Linked DNA regions of Mus musculus: region 1 is linked to region 2. Evidence: chromatin loops called from intact Hi-C (ENCODE). Cell type or tissue: heart. All regions are shown on one strand. Links, peaks and the distances in the headings refer to the core of each region. The heading gives the core; the rest is flanking DNA.

Region 1 (8,328 bases), core at 124-8,123, 72 kb before region 2:
TTGCAGAACAGGCTGGCCTCGAACTCAGAAATCCACCTGCTTCTGCCTCCCAAGTGCTGGGATCAAAGGCATGTGTGCCACCACGCCCGGCAATGATGGCAGTCTTGCTTATAAATGCACACTGAGATCCCTTTACTCCTGCTGAGAACCCGGGATGAAAGGCAGCCTTCGGTGGCACTTACAAATAAAGCAAGGGGGCTTGAGGAGGCTGTGCATGCTGGGTAGCAATGTTGGAACTGTTCACAGCAGAGGGACCTCAGGTCTAAAATTCACCCAGGACTTAGAATACATCACGACCCTGGCCACATCCTTCTGTGGGGGCTGTGAGCTGTAGGATGTTCAGCAGCCTCCTTGGTCTCCACCCAATAGTCTCACACCAGCTGTGCTTAAAACACACACACACACACACACACACATGCACACACACATGTATATGTTTTTCCAACATGACTCTCAGTGCCTATTAGGCACAAAAATCACTCTAGAGCTCCAGCAAAGCGCAGGGCCCACAGCCAGTCCTCCCACACTCAGGATTTGTATCCCTGGCTGGCCTGAGCTTACGGTTAAACACATGTTATGTCCTAAAAAAGGAAAAAAGTGCCCACACCCATGGTGTGGGTGAGCCTCAAAAGCACGGAGCAAAGAGAAAGCAGATGTGAGAGGCCATGTGCCTAAGACAACCTGAAGTGCACAGAACATATCTGGGATGGAGCTCAGTTGGTGGGGAGCTTATCCCGCATATGCAGTCTCAGCACCACACCTGTCATAAGTTCAAGGCTACCCTTAGCTATATAGAAAATAGAGTTGTCGTGGGCCACTTGGAACCCTGTCGAAAGGAAAGGAAAGGAAAGGAAAGGAAAGGAAAGGAAAGGAAAGGAAAGGAAAGGAAAGGAAAGGAAAGGAAAGGAAAGGAAAGGAGGGAGGAGAGAGGAAGGAAAGGGAGAGAAAGGAAGGGAGGGAGGGGGAGAGGAAGGGAGGGAGGGAGGAACTGTCAACAGCCCCTACTAGAGCTTACCTCTTACTAGAGGTAAGAATTCTTTTTTTTTTTTTTTTTTTTTTTGTGGGAGTGGAGTTCATCTTTACAGAGACTGAGTTTATTCACACTCCACATAACTCACCTGAGGTGTGTGATACATTTTGGTTTTGTTTTTTGAGACAGGGTCTTATGTGGCTCAGGCTGCCCCCAAATTCCTGATCCATCTACTTCTGCCTTCTAAGTACTGGAATGACAGGCGTGAGCCACAAGCCCCTCAACACAATGCATGATTTTGAGTATGTTTGCAGGGTTGTTAATAGTTTATCTCCCCAGAAAGGAACTCTGAACCTTTGAGTAGTGTGTGACCCCACCCACCCACAGCCAATCTGTTTCTTGTCTCTGTAGATTTACTTATTCAGGATATTTCATGTAAACAGTCAAATGCTACCCGGGCTTCCCTGTGTGTCCTGACTTTTTTTTAAACACTTTTGAGGTTAATGTGTGTTGTAACTTGAACATTGCTTTCTTCCTTTTCACTGCTGTGTAGTATTCCACAGTCTGAGTGAGCCTTATCTATCACTCGTGTGTTAGTGGCAGTCTCTTTATCTTTGACAGGCTTGTGCTTTTTAGGACCTGCTGCTCTCTGTATGTGCTGCCCAGAAGGAAACGAATATGCACATTCCATTTGCTGGTAAATGATGGCTTCACAGTATTTTGTTTGTTTTGAGAGGGTCTCGCGTAGCCCCAGCTGTCCTCAGATTCACTACATCTCAGGATAACATAAGCCTCCACCTCCCCGCTGCTGTCATTACAGACATGCTCACTAGCCTTTATCTAGTGCTGGGCACAGAACCCAGAACTTCACGCACGCTAGGCAAGCAGCATCGACTACACCTGATCCGACATAGCTTAGTGCCCTTCTTATATTCTTTTGAAATTCTGGGTGATGGTGGGTGGGCGGGCGCATTTGCAGATGGAAATTATCATTAACAAGCTGATCAAGTGGGGCTTGGTGAGGCACACCTATCATTCCTGAACATCAGAGGTGGAGGCAGAAAGATCAGGATTTTCAGGCTAGCCTGACCTGTAGTGAGACCCCCCATCTCAAAACCAAAAGAGAGCCCTCCAAAATAAATGAGCTTGCCAAACTACCCAGTGTGGCTGTGCCGACACATGTGCTGTACACACGCCCATCCAGGGACCTGGTGGGAGCCCCGACCGGAGTGTTCTGGTCCAGAGCCCACTCCTGGGGAAGGACAGTGGGGCTTTGGATAGAAACCATGTGCTGCTTTCTGAGCTTGAGTACACAGTGCCAGTGGCTTCTTGAGGTCAGAGTGCATAGCCTGGGACAGTGAAAGACAGCCAAGGATCAGGCTGGCAGTTCAAGCTCTTTTGAAAGACTTAGCATTAGGAAGGAAACAGGAGTCTTAAGCAGCGCATCCTCTTCATGTATGTGCCCCTGCGGAGAACTTTTTATGGGAGGAAGGAGGAGGGATTTTTCTATGCCTTTCTCCTGGCTTGCATTCAGCACTTGGTGACTGTCCATGCCTAGACCCCCTCCCCATGTAACATGGAGAGCCCGCAACACCAGGAGTACTGGGCACCTGGAAGTGTCCCATAGAGACGGAAGAGGAGGCGGAGCTTCTCCAGCCCACCTTGCAGTGAGGAGTCATGGGCTGTGAGTTTGCCTTCCTGCCTGCTGCCGTCTCTCAGCTGGCCTGAGGCCTTGGTTCCAGCAGGATCAGGAACCTGACCTCTGATTGGGAAAGTCTATCAGCTGGCAATGAGTAAGGGTTCACTGGTATGTTTGTGGGTGTCAGCCTGTCATTAAGAGTTTTCCCAGCACCCCACATCAGAGCAGTAGTTAGGACAGTGTGGGCTGGCTACACACTGCAGCTGTTTGGCAAGTCTCCTTACTTAATTAACAGAGGTAAATACTGCAATGCTCAGAGTTAAGTTACTGATACATGTCCAGGTGAGCCCTCCCTTCCTGAGATTGTGGACTATGATGTCAATCCTTAGACCTTGCACCTTTTTATTGTTGTATAGTATTCCACTTCATGGATTACCCAACCTGTCTATCTAGGTTCTTTTTGAGGGCTGTTTGTGTTGTTTCTAACTCTGAGTAAAAAAAAAAGCAGCTGTGGACATCCATACAGAATGAAGTTGTGTGTCTTCCCCCCCGCCCCCGTTCATTTATTGGGTGTGTGACTGTGTAGGCGCACATGTACCATGGTGTACATATAGAGGCTTAGACAGAGTACGAGCCACTTCTTTCCTTCCATCGTGTGGGTCCTGCGGACTGAACTCAGGTCATCAGGTTTGGTGGCAAGCACCTTTACAAGCTGGGTCATTTGGCTGGCCCCTTGTGTGCTTTCTCCTCTTGTGGGTAAATGCTTACAAGTGACATGCTGGTACCTAAGATAGTTGTATGCCTGTAGAGGAGCACATAGTTGCTTGCTATGAGTTGTATTGCTTTTGTGTAAATCTCTGCCCTCTCCTGTGAGCAGGGTGCTTGCTGGTCTACTGTGTCTGCTGACTGCACCATCTGTCTCCAGAGTCTGGGCCATGCTAGGCTCCTCACGTGACAGCTCCTGCTTCTGACTCCTCTCTGGCCTTTGTTCTCCATTGAACACAGGGAGGAAACACTTCGCTTATCATTTTCAGCCCTTTGGTTTTTGCCTGTGAATGAATAAACACAAAGAGATCATGAAACTTGTTTTTGACAGGCAGTGACTGTGCACACCTTTAATCCCAGTACTTGGGAGGCAGAGGCAAAGGCATCTCTGTGGGTTTGGGGCCAGTCTGGTTTACAGAGTCAGCCCTAGGACAGCAGGGCTGTGTTGTAGAGAAACCCTGTCTCAAAAAGAAAAGGAGAGAAAAGAAAAGAAAAGGAAAGAGAAAGAGGAAAAAAAAAAGAAAGAAAGGAAGAAAGAAAGCAGGTTTTCAAAGGTCATACAGTTCATTGAACAGTCAATGGAAAAGGGACAGAGCCTTCCTGCTCCTTTCTTCCCAAAGATAACAGACAAGCAGCATTTCATAAGGCAGGCCCACCAGGCTCCCGCAGCTCGAGGGCCCTCTGCTGGTGACCTTTCCCATGGGATGTCCCTGGCTCTGCACAGGAATGCTGGGGACCTGACTCAGTGGGCAGGGTGTTGCCTAGTGGGAGGGAGTCGTTGAGCTTAATTCCCAGCACTATCTGAGCAGTTCACCTAGCACTTGGGGCATGGAGGGCAGGAGGATCAGACTTTCTGGGTCAGCCTGGGCTACATAACACACACACACACACACACACACACACACACAACCCACCTCTTGTTTTTGCTTTTCTGAGACACAGAAAATATCTCCAGGGAAATTTTGATCCTCCTGCCTCAGCCTCTTGAGTCTGAGATAGTAGGCTTGCACCATCATGTTCAGAAGCAACCTTCTTGTGAGCCACTTGAGCCACTGGTGGGTCCAAGACTCCTAGCAGCTGGAGCTCCATGGTGTGGGCTGTGGAGTGTGGGCAGGCTGAAGGCATGAAACAGAAGGACGGGACACCCCTGGCTTTCTTTCATTTTTTTTTCTATAAACCTAAAATTGTGAACAAGGATATGGTCTTGGGAAAAAGTGAAAATCAAAACATAATAGCAAAGCTGGGGGTGGGAGCAGGTGGTGGGGAGATGGCTCACAGTCAGAAGCGCTCACTGCCCTTACAGAGGGGCAGGGTGTGGTTCCCAGCACCAACTCTGGGTGGCTCACAATTGCCCAAAACTACAGCTCCAGGAGATTTGGCACTAATTTCTGTGCTCTGCAGGTACCCACACATGTATTGTACATATGTGTATTTGGCTGTTTCACATAAGTGTACTCAGGAACATACACATACAAAATAGCAATCTTTAAAAAGAAACACAAAAATAAAATCAGTGTGAAACAGTATCAAACAAGAAACAAGTGCTATAGGTGTGCAGTGAGCACTTAGCTCACACGGGCAAGGCCCTGGCTTCTGTCTCCAGAACAGAGAAAATAAATTCTTAGAAGGATGTAGGCTTCTGACCCAATAGTCCCGGCCTATGTGCAGTAGGCCTGGCTCATGCTCTGGTCATTGTGCAGTGAGAGGAAGTGACGTCACGTTAGCGCCAGGAGTGTAGGCGTGGGAATAGGAAGTGGGGGCAGGGTCTGCATCAGGTGCTTGTCTGCATGAATGCTGTCCCTTATCCTGGCTCCATGGCCAGCTGACCAAGGTTTGGCCCTGTAATACTATAAACGTGAAGCGATGAGGCCGGGTGTGGAGCTCCTTTCTTGTTCTGGAATGACTGCAGAACCATGAGCTACCAATGGCTGGGAGGACGGGAGGAGGGGCCACCCTGGTGATTCTGTTGCTGCGGTGGGGCGTAGGCACCGGTTTGTAGAATGCCCACTCTGTCAACATTTCTGTGTTGCCTGGAGCCCACACAGCAGAGATGGTAGGCTTTGGCTCACTCTCCTGACTCTGGATGGGGAGAATCCAGACTATAGGCTGAGATAGACTCTCCCAGGGGAGAAGGTGGAGATGGGCCGAGGAAAGCCACCAGGGTTAAAAGAGCAAGGCCTCTTCAGCTAGAGTAGATTAAAACCCTCAGAAGCTGTGTGAGGTTGGGGGAGTGACTTACCTACTCTCTCTGAGGCCTGCTCCACCTGGGGGGGGGGGCATGGCTGAGGCACTGATGGAATTGCTCCATGTGAGGGTTTTATCAGTGCTAGCTACAGCTTCCTGGGGACAGTGTTCTTATTATTACTGTTAGGATCTGTTCTTGGAGGCCACAAGAAACTGCCCGGCACTCCCTGGCCAGCACTGTTTCAGTGTGCATGTCACCTGTAGGTGCATTTTGTGTCCCCACTAGGCATGCCACCCTTCAGACAACCTTCTGGGACTCAGCTTTCTACCTCTCCCTGAAGTCACCATGGCAAGCACCATAGGCCCCAGAAGCTGTGATTTCAGCCTTGTGGATCAGGGCTCTGGACAGTAACAATGTTTGGGATGGGAACACCACCTGTTTGAAAAGGAAGGCATATACAAAAGACCATATGCCACACTGCTTGTGTGAAATATCCAAAGGACACACCCATAAAAATAAAAATGGTGGCCAGGGCCAGAGGCCAGAGGCTCTGGATTAAAGATCTTAAGGTTTCCTTTCAAAGCAATTTAAACCTGCCTGTGTGATAGATGCACAAGGCTGTGGCAATGCTGAAGTATTGTGCACTGCATTTCTCTGTGTGTGTATGTCTGTGTGTGCATGCACACGTGCACATATGGACTTATGTCCTTATATCTGGCTCTTTTTACATTTTTATTTGTGTGTGTGTGTGTGTGTGTGTGTGTGTGTGTGTGTGTGTGTACATGACCACAGTGGCCAGAAGAGGGCTTTGATCTCCTGAAGCTAGAGTTACAGGCAATTGTGATCTGCCCAACATGGTGCAGGAATCTGGACTCTTCCCAGACCCCTTAGCTTATGAAACTGAGTTTCTTATTAAATCTGAAATTCACTACTTTGGGCTAGCCCATAGACTAGCCAGCCCGATCTGGGCTCCCCCTCCCCAGTGCTATGGTTGTAGGTGTGAGCCACATGTCTGGCTTTCATGTGGCTGGGAGTTGAACTTAGGTCCTGTCTTAGTCAGGGTTTCTATTCCTGCACAAACATCATGACCAAGGCAAGTCTTATAAAAACAACATTTCATTGGGGCTGGCTTACAGGTTCAGAGGTTCAGTCCATTATCATCAAGGTGGGAGCATGGCACAAGCAGAGCTGAGAGTTCTACTACTTCATCCAAAGGCTGCAGGTGGAAGACTGACTTCCAGGCACCTAGGGTGAGAGTATTAAGCCCACACCCACAGTGACACACCTACTCCAACCAGGTCACACCTATTCCAACAAGGCCACACCTCCAAATGGTGACACTCCCTGGTGCAAGAATATACAAGCCATCACAGCCCTCAAGCTTACCCACTTTACCCATCCACAAGCACCCACTGAGCCACTGCTCCAGCCTTGAGCTTCCCACCTTGAATGGTGGAGCTGCACTGTAGATTTCCTACCTCAACCAAGTGCTTCATGAAGACTTCGTTTGCCATGGGAGCTTTGGGACCTGGAGATCAGCAAAAAAAGGCCCATGGAGGGAAACTGAGACCAGTTTGGGGAGTACAAGGTAGATGTGATCAGTTCAGCTTTTCCCATCCTCTGGGAAAGCCCTGAGCCCCAGCACTGTGACACCACTGTCCCCAAGGCCTCATAGATCTGCCCTCATGGTCACCCTGTTGCCTCCAGCACAGGTACAGCTAAGCCAAGCGTCTGACCACAGGCCTAGCAGGTGGTGGCTCAGTAGCTTAGATGTCCTTAAGGCTACTTAATTACATGCATGAAGACAGGCATTTTTTATGTCTTATATGTTAGATTACAAAACAAACAAGCAAAATCCGCAGGGCCAGTAAGATAACTCAGTCAATAATGGAGCTTAGTGCAGAGCCTGAGCACAGTCCCCAAACTCCATCTGGCAGAACTGACTCCTGCAAAGTTGTCCTCTAACTTCCACACACATGCTGTGAAATACATGTACACACATACACACACGCATGCGCGCACACACAGACACACACACACACACACAGATGCACACAGACGCGCGCACACACAGACAGACACAGACACACTGACAGGCACACAGACACACAGACACACACACATTAAAACAGCACAGCTACAAGGTGTGAACTGCCCTGAGACCTCACTAGTTCCTAGGAGATGAGAGCCTTTGCTTCCCACAAAACAGAGCTTTTCCCCCAGTGATCTCAACCCCCCTCCTATGCCTTCCCAGGGAGCTGGTGGTATCACCACAGGCTTCTGATTGGCTGGTTTATGCCCCACCACCCCACTCCCTCTCTTTTGGTCAGGAGAAAGCAGAGCCAACTCCTCTAGGGAGTGAGCTGTGGTTTGTGGGCTCCCTGTGGAGGATGCTGCCACTGGTACGGGGGTGGGGTGTCCTGGTGCTGTTCCTGCTCTGGGCACAGGCAGGAGTGACCTTGGGCAGTAAGTAAATCTGCTGCTTTCTAAGTGGCTTGGTGAGAGCAGCCGCCCTGACCCACCCTGACCTGAAAGAGTCAGGCTCCCTCCCGGGTGTCCCTTTGTCCCTCTGACTATTTTATTTTGCTGGGAAGAGCAGAGCTAAACTTACAGGTGTACCCTCCCACCCCCTCCTCCCATCTTTTCCCTTCCCAAAGCAGGTAAGGTGGGGCCTACAGAAGTTGCTGGGGGAGGGACTAGGAGACTAGCGTGGAGAGGTCTTGTAGAAACTCTCTCAAGCTCAGGTGAAGTTCTGCAGGATGCTGAGAT
Region 2 (8,328 bases), core at 55-8,054:
ACTCATTAGAAGTACATAATTTCCCAAAGTAGGAGAAGGAAAAGGTATTTTTACTCTCTGACTTCTGGCCAGGCATCAGAAATCACAGCACAGATGCCCTGGTGTTCCTCAAGTGGTCCTAAGGGACAAGGAGGACAGGGTAAGGGCCAGCAGTGACCGAACACTTACTGCATGTCTGTCGGCCAGGCAAGCTTTCTGCACTCTGCTCAGCTCTCTGTCACTGGAAGTCAGCTCTGGAAGAGCCACTGTGAAAGTCACTAACTTAAAGGATGAGGGGCTGCCTGGCTCACCATTCACTGTAATGGAGAGCCGTGCAGCAGATCGTGAGACATCGCTCACACAGCATCCACGGTCAGGAAGCAGAGATGGATGCTGCTACTCAGCCTGCTTTCTCCTGTATATTTGGTCTGGGACCCCAACAGGATGACCCTTCCCACCTCTGTTACCAATTCTAGAAAATTTCTCACAGGCATGTCCAGAGGCTTAGCTCTTTGGGAATGCTAGATCCTGTCAAGTAGACAATCAATATTGACCCTGAGAGCCTCAGAGCTCCACCCAGTGCCCTTCCAGCTCCTCTCCCCGTTCCTTCCTTCTGCAGACAAGGGGTGGAGGCTCAGAGAGGTTGAGTCACTTGTTTCAGGCCACACAGCTGGCTTATAATGAAGATTTATAATGTTTATAATGGCCTTGAATTCAGGCAGTCTGTGATTCCAGAGTCTGACTTTACATTCTGCCTTCCTCTGCTCTCCAGATAGATGCAGGGGTCTGCCTCTCAACCACCCTGGACCCTGAATGATTTCCCTATCATCTGGATCATTTTCCTCTGGCTTCAAATGTTTCCATCTTTGTCATTCAGTTTTCTGAGATCACTCATAAGCTGGCATTGGGCTTTCTGGGGTCTACACTAGATCCCAGCCCTCTCCCTCCTCTCTCCCTTCCTCACTCCTTCCTCTCTCCCTTCCACTCTCCCTTCCACTCTCCCTTCCTCTCTCCCTTCCTCTCTCCCTTCCTCTCTCCCTTCCTCCCTTCTTCCTCTCTCCCCTCCCTAGTGGCCGCAGCATACAATGACACTTTGTTTGGTGTTAATATTCATGGTGTCCCTGATATCCAGGAGTCCCAACCATAAGATCCATGTCCCCTCCCTTTCCTTGCCCTACACATAGCAGACATGTGTGACAGGTGCTCACAGCACTTTACAGTTTGTAGAGGCTCAGTTAAAACAATGACAACCAAAGAGTTGGCCTGGTTATGGGGGCTATCAAGATGGCTCAGTGGGTAAGAGCACTGACTACTCTTCTGAAGGTCTCTCTCTCTCTCTCTCTCCAGCCACTGGTCTTAGTGGAACTCTTGGACTCTTTCCTGCTAAGTGGGGTGTGGGGTACCAGCTCCCCTTCTTGAACTCAGTCCCCACACTGTCAACTGGGTGAGGTTTTGCACTGCCTGGGGAAATGTCTGGTGGCTAAGCCAGGAGAGTAACATTGCTAAACACCCATGGGTGCATAGAACAGTCTCTACTGCAGATTCTATGGCCCCACAGATAAGCAACTTGCAGAAGGGCTGCATGGAGGACTCCTGGGAGCAGGTTGGGGTTCCGGAGTAAGGCTGCTGCCCATATCCCCGAGGGCTCCTGCTATACAAACCCAAGAATGTGGGCTCTTGGAAGATACACAGTCCAGAGCCATGTTTAGCCCTTTTAGGGAAGCTGAGGTTAAGAGGGAGGTGTGCCAGAGCTAGACAGAAGCTGCACGAGTGGGACCTGTGACCCGGTCCCCTGGTGACAGAAGCCCACACTTGGGTAGACCACTCACACTGGGGACTCTCTGACCCTCTCACCTCAGGCTAGCGGGTTAGCGCTGAACTGGACATGCTCATGCCGGCTCCAGCACAGAGCTGCTGCCGTGGGGCTGGTGCCGCCTCCCCTCCATTCTGGGCTGCTGTCCTGGATCAGCCCCTTCCACGGCCAAGGTAACCACCCCAGCACCCCCAGCTCCTAAGGTTCCAGACAGTGCAGCCTAGGCGGTGTCAGCACCTCCAAGTCTGTCAAAGGCCTGCAGTGCACTCCAGAGACATCCATTCTAAAACCCTGGTTCCCCCTCTGGCTTTCCCAAACATCCCTATGTGTACATTTCAGAGGGACCCAGGGGACCCTGGGGAGCTGGGAGGTCTGCCGGCTCTGGTGCCTGTTACCTGATACTCCACCTGGCTCCCCAACCTGGCATGTCCCAGCAGCTGCAGCAGCTGCCCCAGCCCTTTGAGCAGAGCAAACTCCACTCCCCACCCCACCCTGGAGCCATTACAGGGAAGCCTGGGTCGACAGGGTGGCTTGTTGGGCTATGACTGAAAGCAGCCTCTGCATTGTTACTGTTCACCTCCTTGTCTGTCCCTAGTCCCCAAAGAAGGAGCTCCTACAGGGGATGCCAGCCAGCCCTTGGCACAGGGACCAATACAGAGTAGTTGCTTGGTAAAGCCAGTGAGTGATGAGGCGTGCCAACTGGCCAGTACTTCCCCACTTCCTGTTCCCACCCTCCCTACCTCTGCCCCTCCTCCCCATCCTCCCCTTCCCTTGCCCACTGTCCCTCTGCCTGTTCTTAGGCCTGGCCCATGGCCTCATGAATGCTAGCCAAGCTCTCTACTACTGAGCCATACACCCCTACCCCAATCCCTGGCCACTGCATTTCCCAACCAGCTGTCAGGCTTGGTTCCAATGTCCTCCTTCTTGTGTCCTGGCCTGCCTTTGTTTACAGAGTGCCTGCTGTCTACAGCCCTTTCCCTGGTGGGAGCACCGTAGTCAAAGACCACTTTAGTTTGTTCTCAAGTGTCTCTTAGATGGTCTCAGCACACAGGAAAGGTCTCTGTTGGGCCAAGGATGAGGCTCAGCAGGTGGGATGCCTAATGTGGATAAGGCCTTGGGCTCCAGCCCCAGCCCCCCATAAGCTATGCATATCTATAACCCTACACTAGGAGGTAGAAACAAGAGGATCAGAAGGCCAACACCAGCCTTAGCTACATAGCTCATTTCAGGCCAGCCTGGGCTACATGAGACCCTGTCTCAATCAACAGCAAGGAAGTGGTGATCGGCCAAGGCAGACCACACATTTCCATGTAACTGAGCTAACAAGGCTCTGTCCCTGCTCCTAAAGACCTCGAGCGTTTTGTAAAACAAGGATTTTTATATAACACTGTGTAATCCCAAAAGCTGGGATGTTTAGTTTCTTAGATACATGGTCTTCTGTAGCCCAGGTTAGAACTTCCTTTTTTGAGTGCTCAGAATACAGGGGTGCACTCTTCATCCCTTATGTCACAGCTCATTTAGCTCTATTGTATTTAGTATTCTTATTTTTTAAAAATAATGAAACTGGGCAAAGACTCCGAGTTGTTTGTGTGCTGGCTAGTAGGCTGGGGAGTCATGATTAAGTCCACAGATCTAACCTCAGAGCCTGTATTCTACAATCATACCTGCTTAGTGCTTTGCCCACTGCCTGGATCTTTCCCTTTCGTCTTTTCTCACTAACTTTCTTTAAAAGTCCTCATGTGTGCTCCCCTGGCATGTCAAGGCAGTCAGTCTGCAGAGCATCATTGTTTGCATTTTTTGATTGTTTGTACTGGATGAGAATTAGCTTAAACATGCTGACAGGGCCTCTGAGCTTGTTGGAAGCAGCATTTTAAAATCATTTAGTTCTTACTTTATTATTTTGTGTGTTTGGGTGTTTTGCCTACAGTGTATATCTGGGTACCATGTGAATGCCTGGTGTCTTCAGAGGCCAGAGAGAACATTGTCTTTCCAGGGACTCAAAAAACTGACAGATTTGAGCCGCTAAGTGGGTGCTGGGACTCAAACCCACGTCCTCCAGATGGGCAGCCAGTGCTCTTAACTGAGTGTCCTCTCCAGTCCTCTTGTTTAGTTTTTACTCGTGATAATAAACTTAATTTTATAATCCAGGTAGACTCAGTGGGGTGGAATAAGGAAACTGTGGACCCCAAAGTATGAGCACCAATTCTTGTTCCTTTCCCTAAGTCTTTATGGTTCTTCTATGGGAGTCTGGAATCTATACTGACAGTCACTCTGCCAGCCCATAAGATGGCACATCACTTCAGTACAGTTTTCAAACCAGTCAATTAATAAAGCAAGCATCCTTATCTGTAAGATCAAATGCCCTAGGCTCAGGAGATCAAAGATCTAGCTGTCAATAACTCAACCCATGGCTAGGAGAGCTGTCCTGGAGCCTGATCTATCACCCCAGCATTGTCCTGTGTAGCACTGCCCTCTGTGGTCATAAGTGGTATCACAACTAGATCCTTGCCTTGAGCCATGAGGTATGTTGCCAGTCTCTGGCCACAGGGCAGGTAGTACCAGGCTGGCCCTAGGTAACACCAGGCTGACCCTATCTGACTCAAGACCCTCATTTCAACAGTTTCTTCACCCCAGGGTCTGTGTGCCCTTTGGGTCTGGGGCTCTGGGAGGCAGAGCCTGGAGCCAGCTGCTACTTGGCTGACGAAGGCATCGCCCCTACACCAGCTCCGGTGCTCCAAGGATGAGACCAAAATCAGCTTTGCCCTAGAGGTGGGGGAGCACTGTTTCCATGTGAGCACCAGCCTGCTAGCTGCTAAGGACAGCCTTGCCAATGTCATCCAGATGCAACAGATCTCACCCCCCAGGTGTGTATGTCTTTCTAGGAAGAAGAGAACTTCATTTGAGGCTTTGCTTCTGGGGTAGGCTCAGAAGGGGGAAAAATGGCTGGAAGAGACACTCAGCTGTATGTCTCACCTCCATAATCGACTAATCATCTCCTAGACCCTAGGTACCGCTCCAGAAGCTGGGATATAGCATAAAACAGAATGGGTGAGCCCTGACTGCCACTGAACATATAATCCAGTGGAGGCAGATGACAAAAAAACCCATATAAGTTCTATATATGAATGATTAGGAGGTCAGGTAGTATCACCGAGGAGGTGACATTTGACCTTATCCTATATGACAAGCAGTCTGGGAAAAGAGCACTCCATGCTAAAAGCCTGGGGTGGAATGAGTCTGAGAACTACAGAAGGCCCTGAACTGGGACAGACAGGCTCTGCAGGAATGGCACGGGGAAGAACACTTTTCGTGTGCCGGGATTGTCAGCCCACACAGACGGCACTATGCTACAAGCACCTTCCTCCCAGGAAATGTCAGGTTTCCATAGCTGCAGTGCTGTAATAGGCCTGCAGGTGATAGCAAGGGGGAATGGCAGCTAGGCAGGAAGGAAAGGTCCCTTACCCAGGGAGGAGCTGGTGGGGATGGCTTTAGACATGCATAGGAAACCTGCGGAGTCATAGCACTAGGGAGTAACTGTGGTGAGTTATAGGATAGCCTGGGCTACACAGGGGGACAGAAAAGGAGGGATGGATACAATGGGAGCTGGCATTCTTACCTCATAGGAAACAGTTCAGAGGCGCACTGCATGTCTGCAGAGCTCATGGGCTCTCTACCCTCTGCTGCTCACAATCTGCCCCACTCCCTGCTCATGCTTAGCATTGTGGTTCTGAAGATGCAGGAAACACTGATCCACACACAGTTCCTTTTTCTTTCTGGGTGTGTCTCTCCTTCCCCACCCCAAGCAGTGCGTGGCTGGGTTCCACACCAGCCACCCCATTCTCTTCCAGCTCAGCACACTTCCCACGGAGCTGGCCCTGAGGACTGTGATCCAGAAAGCACAAAGCACCCACATCCTGTACCAGGTGGTACTGTGGCATGGCAGGGAGGTGGCCCTCAATGGGAGCCTCTCTGAGTCGCTCTCAGAGCCCTTGAGGACCATCCGTCTTCAGGGTGAGTAGCTGACGGGCAAGAGTGGGGTTGGGGTGCTCTGCCGGCTGTGAGTGAGTATCTGCTAGTCCTTGTGTCCAGGGAATCCTCAGGACATAAGATGGTCCAAGACTCAGCCATCAGAGGAGACAGGCAGAGATAAGCAAAATCACAGAGAGGATGGGGCTGCAACCCAGTTGATAGAATTGTTTACCTAGAATGTTCGATCCTCAGCACCTTAAAAAAAGTAGTGAGGGTTTGAGGAAAGATGTCCGCAATCCCAGCCCCTATGAAGTAGAGGCCAGAAGGTCAGGTCAAGGTCATCCTCAGCTACATGAAACCCTGTCTCAAGTAAACTGAAATTAACAACAAAAGGAAACTGGGGCTCATGAGTTGGTTCTGTGGAGGAAGGTTGCCTTTAAGTGGTATCATAACCGAACAAACGTGTGGCTTCCAAGTTTTATAAAATAGGTGAGGTGGCCACCCACCTGAGTAGCTTTTGTTATCAGTTGAGTCCCCCAAACCAGTCTCCTGCTATGACCTAAACCCACAGCCATAATCTTACATGAAGTCACTGCCACCTGTAAGCCGCCTGCGGCCACACTAACTGGGTTCCTGAGTGGGAGGCAGGAGCTGTATGGGAGAGAACGACGAGAGAAATAATGGAGGCCAAGATGCGTTTCTGTTCAAGGCCCCCAAGTTTACTAAGAGTCTGTGCTTATAAAGGGGGAGGCCCATCCCCCGCCAATCCATTCTTGGTGCCTGTTGCCAGCCTGTAGGTGATCTGCTGGATGCTGTCTCAGGAATATCTCAAGGGCCTCTCAGCAGGTAACAGTGTCTTGGAGAAGAGCAGCAACAGATGACAGAAGAATAGAGCCATCTAAGTAGGAAGGCTCCACTCCAGGTGGTCTCATACTCAGTGGCAGCAAGGTCAAAGCCAGCCTACTCAAGGCTGGGGTAGGCTACAGCCACCCTCTCCACCATGTCCCCCACAGCAGAGCTTACCCACCAGCTGTCTCTGTCCCTGCCACAATGCTTCAGCCTCTGCCTGTTCTTGGGATACTCGAGAGACAGCCACCAGGGTGACCTGGCTGTGACTTGGGACAATAAAGATTAGTTAGGCAGTGGGGCTGGAAGGAGACCCTGCTCAGCGAGCCTGACTGGGGGTCGGCAGCTGCACTAGATGCCCAAAGGTGGGGTCAGGGGACCTTGGTTCCAGTCCCATGTGACGAGTACAGCTGATGTGGTCCTGTGTCACAAATCTATCCCACTCTCAATCCTGCTATGGCTATTGCCATCGCTGTTTTCAGAGCCTGACATTGAAGGACAGAGAGGTGCTGTCACTGCTCTGGAGTAACAGAGCCAGCAGCACCAGTCCTTAGCCACTCTCCCAGGCATGCTCCTGTTTCTCCTGTCCTCCCTGAGCCTCCTGAAGGCTCCCTCCCTGGGGGACTGGTGGAGGGGGGGCATGTGGGGAAAGAGGGCTGAGAACTGGCTCTCACATGCCCACCCCTCCCTCCTCCCCACTTCTGTCCATTCTTTTCACCTCTCCAGGTGGGGCAGAGGTAGATCTTGCAGCCTCACTAGGAACAGAACTTCACTCTAGGAGACAGGGAGGCTGCAGACATCTGGCTTGGGCCCTGGACAAGGTAGGAAGGCCCTGTTCAGCAGACACAGCATGACCTCAAGGGTCCTCTACTCGGTGCCCGGTTGGAGCCCTGTGCTTGCACCATGCTTGCATATCTGTGGGTTTTCAAAGGAGAAAATAGTCCTTAAGAGTCTCTGGGCTCATCTGTATGATAATCTGCATATGTAGCCACCCCAGGGAGGGTTGAGCAGAACAGTCGGCCTCCCCACCCACTGTGCATCCTCAAACTGTGCGGCTTCTCTGAGCCTCCTCTTGCCACCCTCAAGTGCAAGCAAATGGACACAGCTTTTAAAAATCGGGAGTGATAGGCACGGTGGAGCACGTGTACAGGGGCTGGATGGGAAGGACCCGAAAGCGTGAGCAAGGACAGCAGTGCAAAGGCCCTGTGCCAGGGCTAAGCTGCGGAGCTTCCTCAGTCAGAAGAGGCTGGAAGGTGGGTGGGGGAGGACACCTGGGACCAGAAGGGACAGCTGACATCCTGTCATCAAGGAGTGGGAGCTTTCTCAGTATCCCAGTAGGGACACCTACCTACAAAGAGGAGCAGAAGTCTCTAGCCTCCATTTTCTTACAGGGGAAGATGAAGGCAGGCAAAGTCTTGCCAGCTTCTCCCCTCTGAGGTGATGACAGCCTCTCCTCTGCTCATCCCTCATACAGGTTCAGCCATCCTGGGACTCTGAAGATCGCCTGGGCTGGAAAGTCCTCTATGCACCGTGTGGCCTGGGATGGCTGCCTAGCTGCCTAGGTCAGGTAGGTACTGGCTCACTGGTGAGCTCTTGCCTGGGATCCTTTGCGCCCAGCAGGCTTTTGTTTAACTTCCGGTTCTTGTCAGCTTCAAGGAACCTGGAGCCTGGCCCCACCGCAGGCCTGTGGGGCCCTGACTCAGACCCTGGGCATATTTAGT

Evidence for each region. Hi-C counts contacts between places; a loop is a spot of excess contacts. Peaks named below come from ENCODE experiments on the same cell type or tissue, not always from the same donor. Only the 100,000 strongest peaks of a DNase experiment are listed, where the experiment ranks them.
Region 1: it touches region 2 in a loop (2.1-fold over the local background); 12 of 42 quality-filtered maps call a loop at or near these places.

The regions. Positions count from the first base shown.
Region 1 is chr16:10,947,512-10,955,839 of GRCm38, reverse strand. No RefSeq gene overlaps it. Among named protein-coding and RNA genes, the nearest start is that of Gm21859, 37 kb to the right of the region's middle. In heart, for the core only: a CTCF peak has its summit at 4,053 (motif pointing left); DNase peaks (open chromatin) are centred at 4,069 and 5,119; H3K27ac peaks cover 467 bases.
Region 2 is chr16:10,875,636-10,883,963 of GRCm38, reverse strand. No RefSeq gene overlaps it. Among named protein-coding and RNA genes, the nearest start is that of Gm21859, 35 kb to the left of the region's middle. In heart, for the core only: a CTCF peak has its summit at 4,270; a DNase peak (open chromatin) is centred at 4,283; H3K27ac peaks cover 628 bases; H3K27me3 peaks cover 939 bases.